Regions from separate parts of the Homo sapiens genome. Here region 2 is linked to region 1. The links are chromatin loops, found by intact Hi-C in ENCODE. Cell type or tissue: lower leg skin. All regions are shown on one strand. Links, peaks and the distances in the headings refer to the core of each region. The heading gives the core; the rest is flanking DNA.

Region 1 (10,500 bases), core at 3,169-5,668:
TCTAAAACCATAAAAACCCTAGAAGAAAACCTAGGCAATACCATTCAGGACATAGGCATGGGCAAATATTTCATGACTAAAATACCAAAAGCAATGGCAACAAAAGCCAAATAGACAAATGGGATCTAATTAAACTAAAGAGCTTCTGCACAGCAAAAGAAACCACCATCAGAGTGAACAGGCAACCTGCAGAATGTGAGAAAATTTTTGCAGTCTACCCACCTGACAAAGGGCTAATATCCAGAATCTACAAAGAACTTAAACAAATTTACAAGTAAAAAACAAACAACCCCATCAAAATGTGGGCAAAGAATATGAACAGACACTTCTCAAAAGAAGATATTTATGCAGTCAACAGACACATGAAAAAGTTCATCATCACTGGTCATCAGAGAAATGCAAATCAAAACCACAATGAGATACCATCTCACTCCAGTTAGAATGGTGATCATTAAAAAGTCAGGAAACAACAGATGCTGGAGAGGATGTGGAGAAATAGGAACACTTTTACACGGTTGGTGGGAGTGTAAATTAGTTCAACCATTGTGGAAGACAGTGGCGATTCCTCAAGAATCTAGAACTAGAAATACCATTTGACCCAGTGATCCTATTACTGAGTATAAACCCAAAGGATTATAAATCATGCCACTATAAAGACACACGCACACGTATGTTTATTGTAGGACTATTCACAATAGCAAAGACTTGGAACCAACCCAAATGTCCGTCAAAGATAGACTGGATTAAGAAAATATGGCACATATACACCATGGTATACTATGCAGCCATAAAAAAAAGGATGAGTTCACGTACTTCGCGGAACATGGATAAAGCTGGAAACCATCATTCTCGGCAAACTGTCACAAGGACAAAAACCAAACACTGGATGTTTTCACTCATAGGTGGGAACTGAACAAGGAGAACACTTGGACACAGGGTGTGGAACATCACACTTGGGGCCTGTTGGGGGGTGGGGAGCTGGGGGAGGGATAGCATTAGGAGAAATATCTAATGTAAATGACGAGTTGATGGGTGCAGCAAACCAATATGGCACATGTATACCTATGTAACAAATCTGCACGTTATGCACATGTACCCTAGAATTAATTAAAACAAAAAGAAAGAAACTGGTGAATGAAAAATTATACAACTACTGTATCCTCTTCTGTCTGTCTATTTGTATGTGTTGTGTGTGTGCTGTTTATATGTGAAAGAGTTTTGATTAATTGGTTTAAAAGTAATAAGAGCTTAAATCACATATTTTGTCAGACAAAGAAAAGCTACAGTGTCTTTTGGTTCATCTGACTTTAGTAAGCTTTGGGAAATAAAGACAGTTTTAAAGGTTATTGGTAAAATTAAAATGTCTTCAAAATTTAGATATTTGGTCTAAATTAGGCAGGTCAGATATTAGGTGTCCTAAATGCTTTAAGGTCATAAACTGCTTCTTTAAGTTTTAAAAATTGTTCAGTTTACCTACTTTGGAGTATTAGATTCTAGATAAGGCCTGGGGACATGTGGAGTTAGCCATACCCCCTAGCATGTTGGAAAGAGTCAGGCCTTATCTGCACTTTTGTCTGCTGTCCTAGGCTTCACACAATTGCTTACTAACCAGATTTTTCACCAAAAGTAAACGTTGCTAAGAGTTAACATTGTAACATGTATCTGAGACTACTAGAGAAACAGTTCTACACACAAGGCATGTAAGGAAAGCAGAATATACTTTTAGTAAAAGACTATAAGAAGCCAAGGGAATGTGCATTTCCTGCTTAAGTTTAGAGAGTTAAAGGATTGTTTTAAGTGAGATAGAAAATATCTAAACGTTTGAACAAGTTGTGGAAGGTTTATAAAGAATTAATTGTAAAAGAGATTCTGTGTGTGAACATATTTGCTAAAGTTAAAGGGGTATTACTCACTTTTTCTGTAAATTGAATATTAAAATAAAAGCAAATATAAAATAAGATAAATAAAATTAATTATTAATTAATAATAAACAATAAAATGATAAAATAATAAGATATAATATATCATATTAATATAATACAATATGTCATATTATATGGTATATAATATTAAAATATATATCACAATAAATAATAAAATAATAATAATAAATAAATAAAGGGGTTTTCTTAGAACACTGATCTGCTCTTTAATGAAAATTGTAACCGGTTATAAAAGGTTTATGAGAATCTTACCTTATGCTCAAACTGATTAAGATTGGATAGATTTGTCTATAAGATGTTATTAAGAATTCGGGTTGACATTAATAGTACACTAATGCAAAGGGTGAAATTTGGCTTATTTGGTATAAAGATCACACAGGAAGCATTGTCAAATATGAAATGCTGTTTGGCTTTCTTTGAGCTGATTTGTATAAATATGTTACTGATATGTGTTCCAAAATAATGGGAAACTCCTATAATTCTGATATGATTTAGTGTGTGTTATCATTAATAATTATAATTGTTACACAAAATCATTGTATGTCACAGAGGTAAAAAAGAAAAAAAAAAACAGTGTAGCATTGCCTGGTAAATAGAACATATGTCTACCCTGGGGTCTGCAATTTCACTTCTAGAAAATCCTGCACATATGCACTGGGAGACATTCTCATGGGGGTATTTATCATACCAGCATGAATGAATGAATATATATATGTGTGTGTGTGTGTGTGTGTGTGTGTATGTGTGTGTATATATACATGAGTATATATATATATACACACACGTGTGTATGTGTGTATGTGTATCTATACACACATGTGTGTATATATGTGTGTGTGTATATATATATAATGCTACCAGAGGTAATCCAGATATCTAACTCAACACAACAGAGAGATACATTTTGATATAGTCACAGAATGAGCTACACACTGAAGAAATTGAATAAACTATGGCTTCACACAATAATATGCATGATCTCAAAACATAATGGAGAGTGCAAGAAGCAAATTCACAGAGGAGTCAATTTAGTGTGATGGCAATTTTGTAAATTCAAAAAACCAAGACTAAACAATACATTGAAGAAGCATACATGAGTAGGTGATAAAATGAAAAAGAAAAGCAAGTTAATGAATAAAACTCTCCAGTTATACTGAGATTGTCAGGTTGGATGTTTTAAAAATCCAGCTATATGATATTTACAAGAGCCATATGTAAAACACAAAGGCATTTTAAAAAGTTGAAAATAAAGGGATGAATACAGACTCAGGGAAATACTAGACATTGTCCAATTCCTGTTCTCTGCCTAGCTTGGCACTAAATATCTAATTCATTTAATTTTCTCTATCCTAAAAATGTAGATAATGTTCTCATTTTTATGGATAAGGAAACCTAGAGTAAAGTGATTAAGTAACCTACCCATAGTTTCCAAACTGGTCACTAATAGAAGTGCTGTTCACACCCAATTCTCTTTCCACAGCACCATGTTGCTCCTCCTCGGACACAGGCTGATCCTATCTCAGCATTCTTGGAAGGCTAAGAGAGAGTAATAGAAGAACAAAACTGTGTCTGAAAATGTAGGGCTGCATGGTTGCTACACCTATTGACACAAGTGAGGGATGGACATAAAAATGCAAATAATTAAAAAGGCCTTTTTGACAGGAAAGAGTGGCTCCTACAGCCAAGGTGAGTCTATGGACCAAAAAGAGAGGAGTAGGAGAAGAGGGTGTTGATGCGCAGGTGGCGGGCATACAAATGGACTCTGGCTTCTCTTCCTAGGGCAGCAGTGCTCTAAGCTTTTGGCATCAGAAATCTTTTACACTCTTAAAAATTACTTAGACCCTAAAACGCATTTGTTTACGTGTATGTAAAATAGTGTATTCCAATTTAGTATATACTAGTATATCCCATACTATGTTAGAAATTAAAGCTGATACTTTTTAAAACACAAGAATACACAACATACATTCCATTAGCCTTCTGCTGAGAGTATAATGTGTCATTTTTAGAAGAAATTTTGGTAAGAGATGTAAAACCATTAAAATTCATACCTTTAATCCATGAATCCATCCAAGAGTCTAGCATAAGGAATAAGGAAACAGTCCTATGGCGTGTGTGTGTGTGTGTGTGTGTGTGTGTGTGTGTGAGAGAGAGAGAGAGAGAGAGAGAGAAAGAAAAGAAGACAATTTCCAAAGGAAGCAACAATACGACGACAGTAAGGGATAGATTGAATGTACCTGGTAATATAGAGTAAAATGCTTATGTTGCATTCTGGTTATGCCACTTAGGGAAATTAACATCGATGTCCTTATCTATAAAATGGGAATAATTTTAATACCTACTTCATATGGATGCTGTGCATATACAATGAGATTATCTATGCCAAGTACTAACTACAGTTCCTGGCATGTAGTAAGTGCCCAATAAATGTTAAATATTTTTGCTACCATTGCATGTGAAATACTATTCAGTTGCACAAGCAATTAAAATAATACAGAATTTAAATTCATTTACACGAAAACATATTCATGGTTATTAAGTAAAATGTTAACAAGACAGCGTACACAACCTTCTATTTTTGGAAAGAACAAAATTTATCAAAAATTCTGCAAAGATATACATATGTTGTCTAACAGTGAGGATTACAGGTTACTTGTATATTTTTTTCTTTTTTGTATGTTTTTCTTCTCTGGCGGTAACTTGTGTAATAAAACGTTTTCCTTAGGAACTGTACGGTATCATGGCTGACACAAGAGGGCGCAGTAGGACTCTTGTGAGTTTTTCCTGGCACTAAGGCCGAGGGTGTAACCCTCTGTGAGCTGTCCAAGGTCTGAAGAAGGCAAGAGCCTTAATCCAGAACACAGAATGAAAGAATAGTTGTTTTCCACCCCCAAACAAAGTAACAAACAAATATGTGCACATTAGGAGCTACTGAAGCCAGGATCTCAGCTCAGATCATTTTTATCAGATTCTCTAGAGATGGGTCTAGAGAAAAAAAAAAAAATCCCAGACTATTCTAATGTGTAGCCAGGGTTGAGAATCCCTGACGCATGAGGGAACTGAAAGCGACCTGACCGCAGGTGCCATGCGTAATTGGCAGGGGCCATGCTGGTCTCTTTCATTCCCTCAAAGATCTGGTTCAACTGCCGGCGACTCTCCATGTGCCTCCTGCTCCGTACTCACATCAGTGAGCCTCCTTCCCCACTCGGTAGACTCACCTGGGAAAGACACTGACTGCCCTGCCTCCTCCACCCACCCCTGAAGCACAGAGCAGGGCTGGAGCAGAGGCGCTTGAGGCTACAGTCAATCGTGGTTCACTCAGCTGTTTTGCAAAACGATTGCCTCACAACACAGAGGCCTCCTTATTCCACACTGCAGTCAGCCCCATCCCGGAGGACGCTCATTGTTGATGATGAAGCACCTCAGCCCCAGATTCCCCTCAGCCAGCTTTCAAAAAGGTTCTGCTCTTGTGGGACAGGACGTTGGGGTGGAGGAAGCTCTGCACCTGATTTCTTACGCTGCACAATTGTGGGCCGGAGTAGAGAACTAGAGCTTCTCAGGAGGCAGAGAGGAGAGGAGAGAGCTTTGTCAGCCCCTGCAGGGCTGGGAATCCTCTGCCCGACAAGAGTGCAGAAGATACCTGTGCTCCTCTTCACTCCCAATGTCCTTCAGGCCACATTCGAGCGGGTCCTTGGCATCTTGCTGAGTTTACAGCTCACAGGGGTGTGAGCGACTGCAAAGGACCATCTTCTAGTGCTTTTGGGTGGAATCACAATCTCTTTGGGGTTCTCCCAAGGACTGAATGTGGAATGCAAGAAGGATACAACCACAAAATGACTTACCAGGGATTTCCATTCTTCACTGTGATGCTTTTCTATCCTCTTCTCTTCCCCTAAAGACATCCCAGTCACTGCTGACTCAAGACAAAGAGGAAGAAGTGAAAGCAAGACCCAGTGGTAGTTAGAATATTTTCACTAGTGAAGAGAGATTTTCCCAGAAATTCCCACACAATGTGATTGGTTGTGTCAATGGAGGAAAAGGAGCAATTGCTTTACATGCTGCATTCTTGGGGCCACTTCCATTGGGCCTATTAGAAATATCTGATGACCCATTGCTTAGGAAACACTGGGGAAATTAAGCTCTATCCACACTCAAGTTATCTTTTATTAGAACTGTTTCAGTTATCTATTGCTGTATAGCATGATGACCCACATTTTGTTGGCTTAAGACAGTCATGTATTATTTCTCACTATGCTGTGGGTTGGCTGGGGGTTCAGTCGGCTGACCTTGTAGGTGTATGTGGGACAAATGGGTCTTTTAATCTCCTGGACTTTCATCTTGGGCTTCTTTCTGGTATGATGGTCTCAGGGCAGCATCCCCAAGGGGCAAAAGCAGAAGCTAAAAGGCCCCTTGAGATTTCAGCTCTGGCATTTGAACATGACACCCACTGCATTCTAGTAGTCAGGGCAAGTCACAGGCAGGAATAAATTCCATTCCTGATGAAAGAAGCTGAAAAACATTTGCGGCTATCTTTAACATATCACAGCATTTCTTATCCTGAACACCAGTTGACATTTTGGGCCAAATAATTCTTTGTTGGGTGGAGGGGAGAGGGCTGTCCTGTGTATTATGGGGTATTTAACAACACCCCTGGCCTCTACCAATTAGATACCAGAAGCATGAGCAAGTGCACGCATGCACACTTGCACACACACTCACCAGCTGTGACAACCAAAAATGTCTCCAGACATTGCCAAGTGTTCCCTGGGGGACCAAAAAATCACCCCTCATTGAGAACCGCTGATCTGTGATAAGTGTGGATTTATTTTAGGTGGGAACTCTGGTACTTGGTATCAACACCTACCTTTTCAGATCAACACTGACTCAAATCTGCTTGAATAAATTTATATCCCCACGTGGATTAACTTACTTGGCTTGAATAATAAGTTCACATACCAACTTGTGGGTGGACTCCATACTTCTCTGCTGAGGAACAGGAAGTCCATCCCTCATCACTGAATGTGGACACGCATGAGCCTTAGGAAGCAGTCAGCTTTTCTTGTTTTGTTTCCCAAAGTTACATTTACTGACTTGTATCTGGCTCCATGAGGCCAGGACATGGTCATGGTGGTCAGTTCCAAAGAGAAGGAAACGAGGTTACATACGTGGATGAGAATGGAAGAGGCATTGTGCAATTTGTTGGGATTTATCTCGCTTTTGTTCACACACAAAAGAAAAATCCATCTCCTGTGCCATTCCTCAAGTCACACAGTTTTGGGGTAATATTTGTGGAACAGCATTCCCCACGGATGCTCTTTATTATTTAAACAAATCATTCTTCCCAACAATTATTCATTTTCAGGTTTTTCTTATATTTCATTGTTCTTCTCTCCCAAGTATGTAAGATGCAGTAATCATTACAAAATAACAGGAAATCTTAATATCTTCAAATGCTAGATGTGTTCTGGCTTGAAAATATCATGTCTGCCCATGCTATAACCACTCGGCATTTCTCCAGTTGGTTAGGGCCATTTGTGATGATGATAATCTCAGCTGAGAGGTGTTGCTGACACCATTATTTCTTGAAAGAAACTGAAGGACCCGGCTTCTTTGTGTTCAGAAAGCATCTCATTTTGTTGTCTCAGTTCTTTGATGTTGCCAGGAATCATTGAACTGTGAGAAGCTGAAAGAAAATTTATATTCCACAGAAATAATATTTTTGCTCAAAGCGGGAGCACAACATTGGGGTAGAACTTTTGTTTCTGGAACTGGACACACATGGAGAGACCGACGATGAAAACCACCATGAAGACTTTGTCAAAATATTTTGTCCCATGGCCAAGCCCTTTCACTGCTTACCTTATCAATAAAGGGCTCCAAATATTTATTTTTTACTGAGAAAGAAACTGAATTTGAGGAGCTGGCACCAGGTTGCACAAGTTATCTGTGATGCTGACACAGTTACAGCATTGCCTTCACAGGTCTGATGAATTGCTGCCAGATTTTAATTGGAACGTACACATGAAAAAGAGAGACTCTTTTGACTGTCTATAAATAATCACAACAGCAGAAAAGCAGCAGCTATAGAAATAGTTACAGAAAATAAGAACTTCCCTTTGAAAACTGCAGGCTTTTTCAACTCTTCCTGTGGGTTCATCTCTCTGCTTCCTTGTACCTGGAATTATCTCCAAATCTAGGTTTTCCATTCTGTCCATACACTATGTGCTCACATCTGTTTTTTTTTTTTTTTTTCAGTATTAGTCTATTTAGGCAGTATTTGCTTTGGTTTTCAGAAGTTCTGGTGCATATGATTTAAAACTTTATTTTCAGTACATATTGGTTTAGGTTCTTAACTCCCATGGGACACAGCATGCAGGAGAACTGAAATTGCTAAACAGGTGCTCTTTACCTTCTCAGGGGTTCTGTGCTGCACCCACATGCCATTCACCCCAGCTGTAATATATGTGTGTGAGGTCAAAGGGGTTAAAAGTGGCTCCTCAAAACTCACATACCATTATAATACTTGGAGAACTCAAGGACCTATGCCAATGAAAATATGTTGATTAAAATTAAGTTAACATTTAAAGATCTCCAGGCCAATTCAGAGGCCCTGATCTTTCAGCGAAGTGTGGGCTTCAGTTTTGCACTATGTGCTTTTCGAGCAGGTAAGGAGTCTAGCCTTTAGCTAGTTGAGGTTATTTGATCCAAACCAGCAGGTTAGGACATTCACACTATCAGCTCTCAACTCTTGGCCAGGAAGGCAGTTGTAGAGGAAGGCAGTTGTAGAAGAAGGTAATGAACAATCTCCACGCAAATCCATGTCTCAGGCTCTGTTTTCAATGGGTTACCAAGATGAAGATAGTCACTCCACCAACCAAAAGCTGTGGACTATATCACCCTCCCACCCCTACAGCACAACAAAGATAGAGAAAGCAGTTGATTTACACCCAGACAGAGAGGCCCACTTCCTGGGTAATAAGCAACTGACAGCAGGCATTTTGCATGCTGTCTACTGGAAGAAGCAGAGTTCCCTGGAAGAAGCAAAATTTTTAGCAGTGAATGAATGTGGGGATTTGCATTACATGCTTGAAGCAATTATAAGACCAAAGGCAAAGTCCTTTTTGCCATTGGTAGTGGAGACCCTCCTGCAGGGTGCAGAAAGGCACAGAAAAGGTGATGAGAGCTCTGGACACTACACCTGGATGATGAAAAAAGAATTCAGAGAGAAACAATTTACTTAGCCACAAATAGTTTTGGGAAAATTATCAGTATCAAAGTGGAGTCACCAATGTCAAATCTTAATACATGAAGCCAGGAGGCCATGAAAGAGGGACCTCCTGCACGCCTGCCTATGATGGCAGTTGTGCAAGGAATTCCTCAAAGCTGCAGCATTCCAGATAAGCCGGTTGCACAAAGAAACTTTCCTCACAACAGCTGCCTCCACCCATGAGCTAATGCCAGCTCCTGCAACAAGGCCCTGTAACCAATGGTTTGTTTCAAAACAGCTTCTGCGGACTCCTTTTTTTCTTAAGAGCTTTCACTTTCCCCATTCCACTTTGATGTGCCTATGGTCTGCCATAGCACACATATCTTTCATTGCAATCCCTTGCTCTTCCTGAATGAATTCTTTGCTTTGAAGAGTTGGTCTCTGTCACTCATTTTAGATTGACAGTTTAGAATTTCCCCAATTTTTATTAAGTTATATTTATACTGGAATTGTACTGCATGACACTTTTATGTGTGTACATGTAAGTATAACTATACTTATGAAAACTGGAAAGTCTATTTCATTCTCATACCATGAAATTTGATCAATCATTTTCAATCTTTTTATTGTCTTTATAAAGCCCTGAGTTAAAGAACTCTTTCAGGTATTGTTATAAATAAGTGACAGGGACAGGGAAGGTTTTGGTGTCTTCAATGAGAAGGTAGCTAAGCAGGAGGCTTCATGGAAGGCTGCCCCAGCAGAACTTATTTCTTTCTGGGTGTTATGGGCAGAATTGCATCTCCCCAAAATTCACATGCTGAAGTCCTAACCCCCAGGACTTTAGAATGTGATCACATTTGGAGATAGAGCCTTTAAAGGGCTGATTAAGTTGAAGTGGGGTAATTAGGATGGGTCCTAATCCAATCTGACCAGTGTCCTTATATGAAGGGGAAATTTGGACATAGAGACAGAGACCATGCCTCTGTGAGACCATATGAAGACACAGGGAGAAGATGGCCACCTGCAAGCTGCGGAGAGAAGCCCAGGAGAAAACAAACCTGCCAGATGCTTTGTCTTGGGTTTCTAGCCTCCAGAACTATGAAAAAAAATAATAAATTTCTGTTGTTTAAGCCACTTACCCTGCGGTATTTTGTTATGCATCCCTAGCAGACTAATGCACTGGGTATGCTCTACTTTATATTTGCACTCAAGGGGACGGGATCAGTGGGAAGAAAGTCACCCACAGGGGCTGTGATGAGGCTATCTTAACCTTGAACCAAGAAGGCAGAGATGAACTACATGATTCTGAAATCCCTTTAGCACCCTGGCAGTTGAGGTAAGTCTGAGTTT
Region 2 (10,500 bases), core at 3,293-5,792, 1.3 Mb after region 1:
TTTCACCATGTTGGCCAAACTGGTCTTAAACTCCTGATTGCCAGTGACCCGCCTGCCTCGACCTCCCAAAATGCTGGGATTACAGGCCCTGTGCCCGGCCCTGGACAGAGTACTCTTAACCAGGGAAGCTAACCTGGGCTTCAGTGTCCAGAGTTTTAATGGTGTTTCTTATTGAATCGTTGCCCATGTGACTCCATCTCCAGTCCCTGCCTTTCTTCAGAGGTCACACTGATATTACATGACTCAAAGCCCCAGTCCTATAATCACATGGTTGGTCTTTCTGCTGTGGCCATTCCCCATACTGAGCCGTCTTGTCAGTATAAAGTATGGAGAGGCCCAGCACAAGTCACCTGGTTAGCATCAACTGTCAGGTGTAGTCCCATGGCCTGCCATGAATAACAAATAAATGCCAATCACTCTGGAAATTCCAAGAGTGTAGAGGTTACCTCCTAGGAACTGAGGACAAAGACCAGTCAGATTCTCTGTTACACATATGATAAGATTAAATGCTTAAAACATTATGTTCTGAAGATAATTCAAGAATATGACCGCTGTGTGATTAGTTTTGTTCTGACGCTTCTTTTAGCCCCAACAACATGTGAGGTGTGACATGTTGTGTCGTGTGTCACCTGGTGGTGACACTCAGCTTGACTCGGAAAATGTCTTCACAAGACATTAGTGCTCTACCTGTTATATCTGGAATGTCACTCAAGACTTTTACATGTATCTTTCATTTAAAATGTATTGAGCTTTTTGTATGTACATATACAAAAATGTATATTGTGTAAATATATCAACAGAGAAACACAAATATCAATGAAGATTGAATATTAAAATGTTAACTAGGCAGAAGCACTGCAGATGCCTTTCATTTCCTCAGGTTAACTTTCTAGAAGTGAGATTCCTGTGTTACAAAGTATATACATGTTGCCTGGGCACAGTGGCTCATGCCTGTAATCCGAGCACTTTGGGAGGCCGAGGAGGCGGGCAGATCACCTGAGGTCGGGAGTTCGAGACCAGCCTGACCAACATGGAGAAACCCCATCTCTACTAAAAATACATAAATTAGCCAGGCGTGGTGGTGCATGCCTGTAATCCCAGCTACTCGGAGGCTGAGGCAGGATAATTGCTTGAACCCGGGAGGCAGAGGTTGCGGTGAGCGGATATCGTGCCATTGCACTCCAGCCTGGCCAACAAGAGGGAGACTCCATCTCAGAAACAAAAACAAAAACAAATTGTAGTGTGCACACACACACACACACATATATATATACACAATCGAATATTCTTCAGACTTATGAAGGAGGAAGGGAATTCTGACACATGTTATGGTACAACATGGATGAACTTTAAAGACAGAATGCCAAGTGAAGTAAGCCAGACACAGCAGGACAAATACTCTGTCATTTCACTTATCTGAGGCACCTAGAGTGGTCAGATTCCTACAGACAGGAAGTAGACTGGTGCTTACCAGGGGCTAGAGGGAAGGAAGAAAGGGGCGCTGCTGTTTAATGGGTACAGAGTTTCAGTTTGCAATCATGAAAAAGTTCTGGATGGTGATGATGACTGCACAACGGTGTGAATGTACTTAATGCCACTGCACTATACACTTAAAGCAGTTACAATGGTAGATTTTATGTTATTTATTTTACCACAATAAAAAGTACATACATTCTTTTACAATTTGATGTGTTTTGCCAAACTGTCCTCCAAAAAAGTTATACTACTTTACCATCTTTCTAGTGTCTTAGAAAACTGAGTCTGATGCATAGCTTACATGTGAATAGGCTATTGGGGGTTTGCTGTCTTGAGAGAGCTAGAAAGAGGGAAAAAAGGAAATAAGAAGGAAAGAGAGCAAATTAAAGAGATGTTTTACACAGCTGGTCATAGCTTCTTGCAAAAACTCAGTTGCTTTGCAAGGAGAGTGTTTCTGGAAATGTCATAGGAAACCACTGTGCCTTGGAACAGTCTGTTGGAAAAAATGAGGCGGAGAAATTACCAGCTGTTGTCTCCCATTGGTCATGGGGTGCTAACTTCTCTTTCCTTGCAGGTAGAGGGCAGCTGCTAGGGAAGCTAGATCCACATGCCAGAGGCTGGCCTTCAGAAGGGAAGCCAAGATGATCTGCAGTGCTAAGAAGCAAAGCTACTCTTGTGGTATCTGGAGCTTTTGCAAGCCCCCAAAGGCCTGGGAGGCAGATGGATACAAGCCAAAATAAGGATGTGCACTACCAGTGTATGAGAATAGCTACTTCCTCTCCACTCTCACCCATGCTGACATATTGTCAACATTATAATAAAGTGTTGCCTTTGCTAACATTATAATAAAAAGTATACATAGTTATTACATTTGCATTTTTGATTGCATAATGCTAAGAGATGTTAAGTAATAAATTTGGCCAGGCGCGGTGGCTCGCGCCTGTAATCCCAGCATTTTGGGAGGCCGAGGCAGGTGGATCACCTGAGGTCAGGCATTGGAGACCAGCCTGGCCAACATAGTGAAATCCCGTCTCTACTAAAAATACAAAAAATTAGATAGTCAGGGTGACATGTGCCTGTAATCCCAGGTACTGGGGAGGCTGAGGCAGGAGAATTGCTTGAACCCAGGAGGCAGAGGTTGCAGTGAGCTGAGATCATGCCATTGCACTCCAGCTTGGGCAACAAGAATGAAACTCCCTCTCAAAATAATAATAGGGCCGGGCACGGTGGCTTATGCCTGTAGTCCCAGCACTTTGGGAGGCCGAGGCGGGTGGATCATCTGAGGTCAGGAGTTCGAGAGCAGCCTGGCCATCATGGTGAAACCCTGTTTCTACTAAAAATACAAAAAATTAGCCGGATGTGGTGGTGCACGCCTGTAATCCCAGCTACTCGGGAGGCTGAGGCAGGAGAATCACTTGAACCCGAGAGGCGGAGGTTGCAGGCGGAGGTTGCAGAACAAAGATCGTGCCATTGCACTCCAGCCTGGGCAACAAGAGTGAAACTCCGTCTCAAAAATAAATAAATAAAAATAATAATTAATAAATTAATTGCCCATATGTATGTTTTCTTTTTTGAATAACTTGTATGGCTACTTTTCTATGAGGATATTAATTACCTATTAATATGCAAGGGTTTATTGTCTAAGAGATATTAACACTTTGTCATGTAAGTCAGGAAGAGAAATAGGAATCATGAGTCCTGGGCCGCTGCTCTGGCCATATGAAAACAGCAATGTTCCACTGACTCCTTCCACTTAGAGGGAGAGTGAAACTGCCCAAGTCTGAGATCTGACCGAGTTGAAAGTAACCTTCATTTCACTGTTGGTGGGACTGTAAACTAGTTCAACCATTGTGGAAGTCAGTGTGGCGATTCCTCAAGGATCTAGAACTAGAAATACCATTTGACCCAGCCATCCCATTACTGGGTATATACCCAAAGGACTATAAATCATGCTGCTATAAAGACACATGCACACGTATGTTTATTGCGGCATTATTCACAATAGCAAAGACTTGGAACCAACCCAAATGTCCAACAATGATAGACTGGATTAAGAAAATGTGGCACATATACACCATGGAATACTATGCAGCCATAAAAAAGGATGAGTTCACGTCCTCTGTAGGGACATGGATGAAATTGGAAATCATCATTCTCAGTAAACTATCGCAAGAACAAAAAACCAAACACTGCATATTCTCACTCATAGGTGGGAATTGAACAATGAGAGCACATGGACACAGGAAGGGGAACATCACACTCTGGGGACTGTTGTGGGGTGGGGGGAGGGGGGAGGGATAGCATTGGGAGATATACCTAATGCTAGAAGACGAGTTAGTGGGTGCAGCGCACCAGCATGGCGCATGTATACATATGTAACTAACCTGCACAATGTGCACATGTACCCTAAAACTTAAAGTATAATAATAAAAAATAAATAAATAAATAAATAAATAAATAAAAAGAAACCTTCATTTCAAAGCTTTAGCCTGTTCTTTCCTGTTGCCAGGATGGAGATCTGGGATTCAGGTCCCTTTTGTTTTGTAAAAACACCATACGAGCCTTTGGCTGTGATGAGTTCTCCCGCAGGTAATCTCCGTAGGCTGGGTTACAACAAAGAAAACCAAATTTCTGTGCTCACAAGAATATTTTTTAAAGCAATGATGCAACCCTTAAATTTTTCCCTAATAGAGAAGCTGGGAAGATGAGGTTGTGAGATGCCTGGACTGGATGGGAGAATTGAGAGAGGAGAGGGCAGGGTCTTGGCAGGGGTTCAAGTGAAACGGCGGGAGGTAGGACCATGAGGGAACTGCCATAGATTGTGATTTCTTGTCCAGGTGCAGTGCCTCACGCCTGTGATCCCAGCACTTTGGGAGGCTGAAGCAGACAGATCACTGGAGGTCAGGAGTTCGAGACCAGCCTGGCCAGCATGGTGAAACCCCATCTCTACTACACATATACACACACACACACACACACACACACACACACACGCACACACACACAAATGTGATTTCTTTGTAGTTGTAGGTGGAGAAATTGTATAACAGAGGTGTGTTCTGTTGCACTTCAAAACCTCACTCTGCTGAAATCGCCTTGTGTTTGAGAAGCTCTGTGGGATGAGGCAGGAGGTGGTGTCCAGGGTGAGGAGGTGAAGAAGAGGAAAGTGGCAAGTTGCTGCCTGGCCCCTGAGAGGTCCTCAGGACAGGGATTCTGAACAAGAAGTGAGCAGGGACCAGACCGTGGCCTCCTCCAGGAGACACTCTGGAGATGGCAGCAGGCACCGACTTCCCACGGTAGGTGAGGCCGATGGGGTGGGGACCCATGCATTTCAATTTGATCTTAAAGGAATAAAAGATTTTAAAAGGAGCTGGATTTGAGGACATCACCTTGATAGCCATTCAGTCACATGTGTCAAAAATACCTTCCTCCTTATTGTGTGTCTTTTAACCTCAGCGTGCTCTAATTCCCTGGCCCTATTTGCACTCGACAAGCTCACCTTCTGGCCTCTCTTTTCTTTGCCATTGACTCTGTTCAGTTTTATATCAGTTCATATAAAATTCAACTGCATATAAAAGAAAACTCAATACAATCATGGCTTAAAAACACAAGTGTTTGTTTTCTCACACAGAAGAGCTCCAGAGGTAGCTAGTCCAGGACTGATAAGGACTTTCAGAAAATCTTCGGGAACCCAGGGTGTTTCATTCTTTCTGCTCCATCATTCTCGCTTTGAGGCTTCACCTGAATATCACCTCAGGGCCCAGTACGATTGCTGGAGCTTCAACCAACATGTCTGCACTCAGGGTAACAAGCAGGAAAATAACGAAAAAGGTGTGACTTCCAGATTCAGCTTCTGTTAAGTTAATTTACTTCCAAGTTCCACGTTTTTACTTACATCTCTTTGGCCAGAACGTGCCCTGTCCTGGCATCGAGGGAAGCTGGGCAATGTAATTTGTTAGGTGGGGGATTTATTCACACCAAATAAAATCAAAGTTCCTTACCTAAGCAATAATTTCAAGACGAATAATTGCCAGGTAGGCAAATATCAGTCTCTGCCACAGCTCTATGACATTACCCCATCCCTAAATTTAGGACTTGTCCAAGGGTTTTCCTCTAACCCCGTTCCATCTCCTCTCAACACCCACTCTTCAGTCCTTCGGCTCAAGACAGTAACTTTTCTTTTCTTTTTTTCTTTCTTTTTTTTTTTTGTTTTGAAACGGAGTTTCGCTCTTGTCGCCCAGGCTGGAGTGCAATGGCACAATCTCAGTTCACTGCAACCTCCGCCTCCTGGGTTCAAGCGATTCTCCTGCCTCAGCCTCCCAAGTAGCTGGAATTACAGGTGCCCACCACCATGCCTAGCTAATTTTTGTATTTTTAGTAGAGATGGGGTTTCACTATTTTGGTCAGGCTGGTCTTGAACTCCTGACCTCAGGTGATCCAGTCTCCTCAGCCTCCCAAAGTGTTGGGATTACAGGCATGAGCCACCACACCCGGGCTCCCAAAGTCCCGTTATTGTGAGGTGGGTTTTTTTGTTTTTTGGTTTTTTTTTTTTTATGGAGTCTTGCTCTGTCACCAGGCTGGAGTTCAGTGGTGCAATCTCAGCTCACTGCAACCTCTGCCTCCCTGGTTCAAGCGATTCTCCTGCCTCAGCCTCCCGAGTAGCTGGGATTACAGGCGTGTGCCACTGCGCCCGGCAGAGAGGTGGGGTTTTAAGCGGTGACTGCCCTGTCCCACCTTGGGACTCTGCAGACAGTCTCCACCAGATGTGGGCCCTTCACCTTGGACTTCTCAGCCTCCATAACTGTAAGACATGAATTCGTCTTCTTTATAAATTACTCAAATTTCAAGTTTTCTGTTATAAGAAAGAGAAACAGATTAACATTAACATTAAATACAAGAATGCAGTCGAGCTATCCGCTGGAGTGTAGAGTTTATGGTTTCCAGGACAGACAAATTGGAAGTTTGAGTTATGTATCACTGACTTTTTAGTGATTGTGTGTCAAGCAAAAAGAACCAACACATTGATGAATACATTGTTTCTTCTCCCCGTTCTCAAGGCTAAGTTTTGGATAAAATGTCAGTCATTTAATTAGAAAGTTAGGGTGTGTCACATGAAAAAAGGACTTGATTACTTGGTGATGTGAAATGAAATATAAACATACTTGGGAAATGTAAGCATTTTTATTTATTAAGGTGTAAGAGTGACCTTTAATCAAAGTACTATTTAATGTTAGGGAAGGAAAAAAAGAAACGATTAAACTGTAAGCAAGAGAGACACCACTTTAACTACTGTGCTTTCCTGAGTGTTTGGGGCATTTAGTCTTGTGCCAGAAAAGAAGCCATTGAAGAACTCCATCTCCATTACTTCCTGGGATTTAATTAAATTAACTCACATCTGAATACTAAATAGATACTTTGCAAGGGAGCAAGTCATGAAGACAGGTAGCAGAACAAGGTAAAGCGAATGGCAGAAGGGTGGTAGATGGCTCGAGGGCACTAACATGGTGCTCTTTCAGGGGCCTCCCAAGTGTTCCAAAGGGGCAAAGAAATAGACCTGGGGATTCCTAGTTTGCTTCACAGAGCCAATTCTGGGCCCAACCTGGGACAATTTCTCCATCTTCTGAGAGTGTTATTGTAGAGCCTGCTCATTTCTGAGCAGAGGGAGAGAGAAGGAGGAAGAGGAATGTCTTCAGTGGACTCTGTTCATATGCCTGCTCCCTAATTTCTAGCTAAAGGAGGCAGTCAGGGCAAGCAGTTGGCCTGTCCTGAACCTATCAGTGTTAGCAATGGTGATCCCTACAACCTCCACACAAGTCGGCTTGCCTTATCTTTTGATAAAAGCCTTAGCAAAGCAAAGCACACTAACCCAAAGTCTTTCTCTTTCAAGATAACAAGGCAAACTTTATCAAGACTGCAGCCAGGGGCGTAGTGTGGCTCTGATTTCTGGAGGCGTGGGCTGGTGGGGGAAGGAGGCCCCAGCAGGGCTTTGCAGTGCTATTGACTCCTTTTACCATCTTCTCAAAAAAAACCTCCAGCTCTTGCTTTCATACTGCTTCCTCCAAGTTCTTTTGAACTTTGCAAAAAGCAGTCATCACCTGTACATGTTACCTTTAACCCTTTAAAAGGTGACAGTTTTGCAGAACTTGCTCTGGTAGTTCCCGATGTCCTGAGCTCGCTGCAGTTCTATTGGAACTGTAAACTGTGGGATGACTTTAGGTAGCAGTGGCGGCTGGAGGGCTTCGTTACAAGGCTGGGTTGGAATGAACACGTTGGGTGTGGCATGGGAGCGAGAGGAAGACCCAAATCAGGAGACTGAGGCACATGAGGGAGCAGGAGTCCCGGGCTGCGCATGCAGTGGGAGGGCAGGCATTCCTCAGAGCTTGACACTGTTTCTAGAGGGGATGTTTGTCCGCTGACTCACACCGAGGCACGAACCACTGTCTACATCTTCCCTCTTTCTCCTCCTTTCAGATATCAGCCATGGTTTCATGGTTTGCATCCCAGGATAGAACACCAGGAAGCTCTGGTACTCTGGCTTCCCAGGCTGGATTATTTGGGGGATATTCTCATAATAGAGGCAATAAAGTGGACCCAGAACAGGCCTTGAATGGCCCAAGCTCAAATCTCCACCCTGCCACTTACTATCAGTTACACCCAACATCTCTGAGCTGCAGTTTTTTAAATCTGTAAAACGGGATCCCTAATGCCTGTCTAGAAAAGTTGTTATCATTAAGTATGATATCCATAAGTATTATATATATATAATAGATAATCAGGAAGTTATGTTTGTTATTATCTCTATGTTACTTTCTCTATGTCTGTACCTGTATTTGTGTCTATGTCTATATCTATATGTTATAGCTTTATCTACATGAATCTATATATGGAGTAAACTTATTTATGTTAAGAGCTTTATTGAGATATAATTTATATACAATTAAATCCATTTATTTTTTAAGAGTACAACTCAATGACTTTTAATAGTAAATTTACTAGTTATGCAACCATTGTTACAATAATGTTAAAACATTTTTATCACCCCCCCAGAAAAAACCTCATGGACATTTGCACTCACTAGAGTAAACTCTTTACCAAGACATTTACACTCATGAAAAGTTTTGTTAGAATTTTGTATGAAAAAAAATTTTTTTTCTTTTTATTTTTTTGAGAGGGAGTCTCACTCTGTCACCAGGCTGGAGTGCAGTGGCACAATCTCAGCTCACTGCAACCTCTGCCTCCCAGGTTCAAGCAATTCTCCTGCCTCAGCCTCCTGAGTAGCTGGGACCACAGGCACACGCCACTATGCCCAGGTAATTTTTGTATTTTTAGTACAGATGGGGTTTCACCATGTTGGCCAGGATGGTCTCGATCTCTTGACCTCATGATCCGCCTGCTTCAGCCTCCCAAAGTGCTGGGATTACAGGTGTGAGCCACTACACCCAGCAAAAAAAATTTTAAAGTGATTAGTTTATATATATATATATATATATATATATATATATATATATATATATATTTAAATTATACTTTAAGTTCTAGGGTACATGTGCACAACGTGCAGGTTTGTTACATGTGTATACATGTGCCATGTTGGTGTGCTGCACCCATTAACTCGTCATTTACATTAGGTATCTCTCCTAATGCTATCCCTCCCCCCTCCCCCCTTTATTTGTGAGATGTGAGATGATGAACTTAATACAAATTCAAAAGGAAAAAAGGAGTATACAAGTGATGTCTCCCTCAGGGTTTCTCTCAGTTAACATTAGTTGCCTCTAAAAAGAACTGCTTGAAATCCCAGAGAGGTAGACAGAGATTTTAAACTCAAGGATGTATGCTGATTTTATCAAATTCTTTTTCGTCATCTAGAAGTGTGCTGTTCAATAAGGTAACCATTACCTCCTGTGGCTGGCTCACAAACACTTGAAATTTGGCTAGTGTGATTGAGGAACTGAATTTTTAATTTAATTTTAATTAAACTAAATTTTAAGACTGATAATTCAGTTACTGAAAAACTCAAGTATGTTTGCAACTTGGATATATACACCTACTTTTTTGTATCATAAACTTCACTAAATCTTAATGCAGATCAAGCTTTTCCAATGAAAATTTTGTGTCTGAATTGCGGTGAGCTAGGACAGTACATTTTAGATATATTGGGTTAAATAAAATATCATTAAAATTTGTTTTATCTGTTGCTTTTTACTTATTTGAAATGTGGCTTCTAGAATATCTAAAATTACCCACGTGGTTCACTTTATCTTCCTATTGGACATGCTGCTCTAGAGAGATATCATATGCTTTTTCTCATTTTATCTATTATTATGGTGAAATATATTAGTGTATTTTCTAATAATTTTTCTCTTTTTGCATTTCTGGCATAACCACCACTTGGTCATGGCATTCTGAATTATTTACCATAATTCTTTATTCTTTATTTAGCTCCTTTGGCCTTAATATTCATATGTAAGATTGGTCTTTAGTTTTATTGGGCTATCATCACACATCTGGAAGCTGTTCCTGTCTAGTCTTGACATTATTTAAATAACATAGAAGATATTGTTCTTTGGGCCCGGCGTGGTGGCCCATGCACTTTGGGAGGCTGAGGCGGGTGGATCACTTGAGGTCAGGAGTTCGAGACTAGCCTGGCCAACACGGTGAAACCCTATTTCTACTCAAAATACAAAAAATTAGCCGGGTGTGGTGGCTCATGCCTGTAATCCCAGCTACTCAGGAGGCTGAGACAGGAGAATCACTTGAACCTGGAAGGCAGAGGTTGTAGTGAGCCAAGATCGTGCCATTGCACTCCAGCCTGGACAACAGAGTGAGACTTCATCTCAAAAAAAAAAAAAAAAAAAAAGGCCGGGGGCAGTGGCTCACGCCTGTAAACCCAGCATTTTGGGAGGCCGAGGTGGGCGTCACGAGGTCAGGAGATCAAAACCATCCTGGCTAACACGGTGAAACCCCGTCTCTACTAAAAAATACAAAAAAATTTAGCCGGGTGTGATGGTGGGTGCCTGTAGTCCC

Evidence for each region. A loop is a pair of places that touch in the nucleus more often than their neighbours do. Peaks named below come from ENCODE experiments on the same cell type or tissue, not always from the same donor. Only the 100,000 strongest peaks of a DNase experiment are listed, where the experiment ranks them.
Region 2: it touches region 1 in a loop (14-fold over the local background); 1 of 110 quality-filtered maps calls a loop at or near these places.

The regions. Positions count from the first base shown.
Region 1 is chr18:5,863,690-5,874,189 of GRCh38, forward strand. All of the region lies in intron 4 of MIR3976HG (MIR3976 host gene), which reads left to right. Among named protein-coding and RNA genes, the nearest start is that of TMEM200C, 27 kb to the right of the region's middle. RefSeq lists a silencer at 4,756-4,805. In lower leg skin, for the core only: no CTCF peak of the experiment used is centred there; a DNase peak (open chromatin) is centred at 4,717.
Region 2 is chr18:7,150,579-7,161,078 of GRCh38, forward strand. No RefSeq gene overlaps it. Among named protein-coding and RNA genes, the nearest start is that of LAMA1, 38 kb to the left of the region's middle. RefSeq lists an enhancer at 7,634-8,134. In lower leg skin, for the core only: no CTCF peak of the experiment used is centred there; a DNase peak (open chromatin) is centred at 4,743.